Regions from separate parts of the Homo sapiens genome. Here region 1 is linked to region 2. A link is a loop called in an ENCODE intact Hi-C map of the cell type or tissue named here. Cell type or tissue: mammary epithelial cell. All regions are shown on one strand. Links, peaks and the distances in the headings refer to the core of each region. The heading gives the core; the rest is flanking DNA. Region 1 has its middle 170 kb from the start of ARHGAP21. Region 2 overlaps KIAA1217.

Region 1 (2,921 bases), core at 252-2,751, 200 kb before region 2:
GTATAGAACAGTGGCTACATGGCTTAGCTTTTGCACAGGTGGAAGAGGCTCAGGGGCTTTTGATGACAGCCTTTATCAAGTGAACCATCGGCAGCTGCTACTCAGAATTTAATGCAGTCATAGGTGCTCAACTAGAAACACAACGTGCAAGCTAAGAGATGGAACACGCCCAGTAGGTTCTGCCTGCCGACGTTTGTTCAGATTTTGATAAAATACACCATCATCTACTCCTAACTACCTTTTCTGAATTGAACCATTGCTTTGGTTAGCTTACCTGAGTAAGGACCTTCCCCAGTTCATACATTTTTTTCCTTTAGAGACAGGGTCTCACTCTGTTGCCCAGGCTGGTGTGCAATGGTGCGATCAGGGCTCACCACAGCCTCCACTTTCTGGGCTCAAGTGATCCTCCAGCCTCAGCCTCCTGAGTAATTGGGACTACAGGCACACACCACCATTTTCTTTTTTTTATAGAGACGATGTCTCGCTACGTTGTTCAGGCTGGCCTCGTATTCCTGTGCTCAAGTGATCCTCCTGCCTTGGCCTCCCAAATAGTGCTTTTTAATCCACATACTTTTTAATCCACACACTTACAGCTTCTAGCTCCTTCAGCCCTGCGGTGGACAGCAAGACTTCCTCCAGAAATTCCAAAATGTGGAAATGAAAGAACAGCAAACTCATGGTCAGCAGACCGCCTCCCGGGGATTCCCATTCCTGCCCCATGGAGTTTGAATTCCCAGAAAATTCTACTTTGGATCTGCCCTCTGACACTTGGCATTCCACCACCGGACACTTGATCCTTTGATTAAATTGTTGCCCTCTTCCTATTGCCCTAACATGCTTGGAAAGGAACATCAGTTTTCTGGTATCTCAGTTTATCACTTCCCCCAAAGATAGAAACGATGGAAGGCACAGAGGAGTTCTGAAAAGAAGCCCCAAGCTGAGGACAAATGCCAACTGCCTCACGTTTTCATTCGGGGCTACAGCTGCATATGGCTGGTACATTTACATTTAAAAACTTTTAATTGGCAAATAATTATATATACTCAAGGGGTACATAGGGATGGTTTGATATATATATATGTATATATATGGTATATGGTATACCATCCCTATGTATATATATATAAACCACCCCTATGTGTGTGTATATATATGATATATGGTATACCATATTATATATGTGTGTATATATGGTATATGGTATACCATATATATATATATATATATATGGTATAATGATCAGATCCAGGTGATTAACATATCCATCATCTTCGACATTTCTCGTTTGTGTTAGGAACGTTCAATATCCTCCTTCTGGCCAGGCGCGGTGGCTCACGCCTGTAGTCCCAGCACTTTGGGAGGCCGAGGTGGGCGGATCACGAGGTCAGAAGTTCCAGACCAGCCTGGCCAACATGGTGAAACACCCTCTTTACTAAAAATACAAAAATTAGCCTGGCGTGGTGGTGGGCGCCTGTAATCCCAGCTATTCGGGAGGATGAGGCAGGAGAATCACTTGAACTCGGACGGCATAGGTTGCAGTGAGCTGAGATCATGCCATCGCACTCTAGCCTGGGCGACAGAGCAAGACTCCATCTCAGGAAAAAAAAATCCTCCTTCTAGCTATTTGAAACTATATAATACAGCTGCAGCAAAAACTGAGATAAAGTTGAGAAATTCAACGAGGTGCACAAGTTCCAGATGACCACCAGATGGCAGGAGGTGAACAGTATTTTCCTGAGATGCAGCCTCTTAAAGGAGTCTTCAATCTCAAGTCTTAAAGAGTGTTAAATGTGGATGGTGTGAACAGTAGGAACTACGTGCCCCTCATACCTCGTCCCCCAGCCTGCACCCCACAGAAGAATATGAACCTACCTGACTTTTGGCAGGTCCTGCCTTGGGGTCCTCTGTGTGTAATACAGACATTGATTCCTGCACTTGATAATTTACTGACCACCACTCACCCCCACTGTCTGCTTTAGTTTCCACTAAGTGCTGTGAAGGAGGGTGAACTCATAGAGGGTGAGATCCAGGTTTCCTGGAGTGAGCAGCGTGTGAGCTGAGATCAGGATGAGGAAGTGGTGGGGTGAACATTCCAGGCACAGGAAGCAGCTTGTGGCTGGGGCTTGAGGAGGAGCAGACCAAAGAACAGGGTGGCTGGGCCAGAGGGAGCCGCGGGTAGGTGGGCGAGGCGCCCACTGAAAGATAGGGAGACGCCAGATTCCGTGGGGCAGGGATGCCACGCTTGACCTTGGGAGTGTCTCCTTTGAGGGATTTTAGACAGAAGGGGCAGGAAGAGGTCAGGGCCCCTTTCTCTGGAGTCACTCAGTGAGCGGACATTCTTTTTGCAGGAGGGGGAAAGTGTGCTAGGCCTGGCAGGGCAACTTCTGCTGTGCAATGGATTCTATTCATTTGTGAGACTGAAGAATGTGCAGCTGCAATCACTGTACAATGATCTAGTTATTCCTGAACATCTTCTTCCCTGACTCCATTTCCAAGTAAGTTAGCCAACTGTTTGAGAATCAAACAGCTCAGCTAAGCCTTCTTGGCTTAGCTTCCTAGAGTTGATGTCAGGTGAAAAAAAGCACTTCTCAGAAAGGAGTAGAGACCTCCTTTTCCAGCCCAGAGGACACCAGGGATATGAGGAAGGAGGCGGCTGAGGCCCCAGACTCAGACCCTGGTGTGTGTGGTCAGATGAGCTCAAAACCACAAAGGAGATAACACTCAAGGGAGGAGACCAAACAGGTCAAAGACAAATTCTGGCTTCCTTACAGATCTAAGAAATCTTAGGTCTCCGATATGGTTTGGCTCTGTGTCCCCACCCAAATCTCATGTTGAATTGTAATCCCCAATGTCAGAAGTGGGCCCTGTGGGAGGTGATTGGATCACAGAGGTGGTTTCTAATCGTTTAGTGCCACCCCCCA
Region 2 (2,921 bases), core at 253-2,752:
TTTTTTTTTGAGACAGAGTCTCGCTGTGTCGCCCAGGCTGGAGTGCAGTGGCCCGATCTTGCAGTGGCCCGAACCTGCAAGCTCCGCCTCCCTGGTTCACGCCATTCTCCTGCCTCAGCCTTCCGAGTAGCTGGGACTACAGGCGCCCGCCACCACGCCTGGCTAATTTTTTGTATTTTTAGTAGAGACGGGGTTTCACCATGTTAGCCCGGATGGTCTCGATCTCCTGACCTCGTGATCTTCCCGCCTCGGCCTCCCAAAGGGCTGGGATTACAGGCGTGAGCCATCGCCCCTGGCCCAGCCATTCTATTTCTAATAAAGAACCCAAGAAAATAATCTACAGTTATCTACAAGGAGGCCCTGCATGATATGGTATTTGCCCACACACAGTGGAACCAACAAAACCAGGCAACCACATGCAATGATGAAGTAGCTATCATGTAACAGGAGGGAAAGAAGTTCACACATATAATTAAGTGGATAAAATCATATTAGAAAACAATGGGCTGGGCACTGTGGCTCACACCTGTAAATTCAGCACTTTGGGAGGCCAAGGTGGGAAGATCGCTTGAGCCTAGGAGCTCAAGGCCAGCCTGCGCAACATGTTGCAACCTCATCTCTACAAATAATACAAAAATTCGCCAGGCATGGTGGCGTCTGCCTGCAGTACCAACTACTTGGGAGGCTGAGGTGGGAGGATTACCTGAGCCTGAGTAGGTTGAGGCTTCAGTGACCTGTGATTGCGCCACTACACTCCAGCCCGGGGTGACAGTGTTAGACCCTGTCTCAAAAAATAAAATAACATAAATAAGAAAAAAAAATGGCATGTGCTTGTGGCATGTGGTTTCTTTCCTTTGAGTCTATGTGCCTAGAAAAAAATAGGAGAAGGATATACACCAAAATATTAACACAAGTATTCTATGTGGGTCATGGGATTGTAAATAATTCTCCTACTCTTAGTCTATTATTTCTAACATTCCTAGAATATCCATGGTTACTTTTGTAATAAAATTTTTTTAAAAACTCCCGAGATGTAGCATTAAATTATTTGTGCTTGCTTTTCTGATTTGTTTCTACCTCCAAAAAAAAAAAACCACTTAGCATTGAAATAACTACTGATAAATTTGAAACAACAGGAGAAAAACAGGAGATTTGATTTGAGAGTTTTAAAAATGGGAAGAACAATAAAATCATATCTACATGCGTGGCCTCTTCATTCCTCGTCATTTGGCCATCATTCTGTTTCCTCACGTTGATTACGTTTCGAGTTGCACCACAAGGGGGTGCCCTGAACCTAGCGAGTATGATACAGTCTCCAGCATAATCAAAGGAGGCAGCTGAAATCCCAAATTCAAGAGGAAACAAGACACAGGTCAACTGATTGCTTTTGGTCCATCTTCATCCTCTCCAAATGCCCCCAAATGGCCCTGGTTCAAACTCGGGCTGAATGTAACCAGTCTGTGAAAAAACTGTAATGGGCTGACTGCTTGCATAGTTAAAGCCCACGATAGAAGGGAGAGGCTTGATTGCTGCAAGTCTAAGAGATTTCATAAAGTTACCACTGAGGAATAAAAAATTAGTAGCCTCATGACACAAAACTAAAGAATATAACAAGACCAAACGTTGGGAAATAGTCTTGAAAGTAATTCTATCTTGGCCGGGCGTGACAGGATCCCAGCACTTTGGGAGGCAAAGGTGGGTGGATCACTTGAGGTCAGGAGTTCAAGACCAGCCTGGCCAACATGGTGAAACCCCATCTCTACTAAAAGTACAAAGAATTAGCCGGGTATGGTGGCGTGTGCCTGTAATCCCAGCTACTCGGGAAGCTGAGGCACAAGAATCGCTTGAACCCGGGAGGTAGAGGTTGCAGTGATCCCAGATTGTGCCACTGTACTCCGGCCTGGGCGACAGAGTAAGAGTCTGTCTCAAAAAAAAAAAAAAAAAAAAAAAAGTAATTATATCCTAAAGATACACAGTCTGTCAGTAACTGGGGGAGCAAAGTAATTTCTGATTATTTGGGTTAAAAAAAAAGAGCTACTAAATTGAGAAATCTAATTGTAATATAATTCCTTTTCTAACTGTTTAAAATACTTAAAGATGGAATAAAATTACGTAGCCTTGTGAGACTTTATAAGTCACACTAAGAATTATAGTTGATATAACAATAATAAAATATAAAGCCTCAAAGACCTTCAAGGGTAAATAAACTAAAAAGCAGCAACATTTAACAAAAAAGAGTTCAGGGTGATATCCCAACAGCTTCTAATTCTAAGAATTTCTAATTTCCTAAGGAATCTTAGAATCTAAAGTAATCCTATAGTGAATATAGGATAGTGGTTGAAAGTATAATTTCTGGAAAGAGAAAGAACTGGGCGTAAGCTTCATTTTCAACACTTACTATCTGTGAGACTTTGGGCATATTACCTTAGGCATGTTTCATGTACACTTTCTTCATTCATGACATAGTAATAATGATGTTTATATTATACTTTGTTGTATGAAATAACTTGAGAAAAATGCTAAAGCCAATATCTGACATACAGTAATGCAGATTTATGAGCAATTTGAAATAATTAATATTCTCATCAAATGAAAGCTAAGTCAGGCATGGTGGCTCATGCCTGTAATCCCGACACTTTGGGAGGCCGAGGCGGGCAGATCACTTGAGGCCAGGAGTTGGAGACCAGCCTGGCCAACATGCTGAGACTCCGTATTTACAAAAAACACACAAAAAATTAATTGGGTTTTGTGGCACACGCCTGTAGTCCCAGCTACTTGGGAGGCTGAGGCACGAGAATCACTTGAGCTTAGGAGGTGGAGGTTGCAGTGAGCCAAGATAGCACCACTGCACTCCAGCCTGGGTGACAGAGTGAGACTCTATCTCAAAAAAACAAAAAAAAAAAAAAAAAGAAAGAAAGAAA

The links. Hi-C counts contacts between places; a loop is a spot of excess contacts. Peaks named below come from ENCODE experiments on the same cell type or tissue, not always from the same donor. Only the 100,000 strongest peaks of a DNase experiment are listed, where the experiment ranks them.
Region 1: a loop joins it to region 2, with 4 times the contacts of the local background. A loop is called at or near these places in 2 of 110 quality-filtered maps.

Annotation. Positions count from the first base shown.
Region 1 is chr10:24,556,127-24,559,047 of GRCh38, reverse strand. No RefSeq gene overlaps it. Among named protein-coding and RNA genes, the nearest start is that of ARHGAP21, 170 kb to the left of the region's middle. RefSeq lists a silencer at 1-427. In mammary epithelial cell, for the core only: a CTCF peak has its summit at 1,707 (motif pointing right); no DNase peak of the experiment used is centred there.
Region 2 is chr10:24,359,071-24,361,991 of GRCh38, reverse strand. The region is part of intron 2 of KIAA1217; the gene reads right to left. Among named protein-coding and RNA genes, the nearest start is that of MIR603, 85 kb to the right of the region's middle. RefSeq lists enhancers at 1,314-1,373, 1,404-1,483. In mammary epithelial cell, for the core only: a CTCF peak has its summit at 1,277 (motif pointing right); a DNase peak (open chromatin) is centred at 1,301.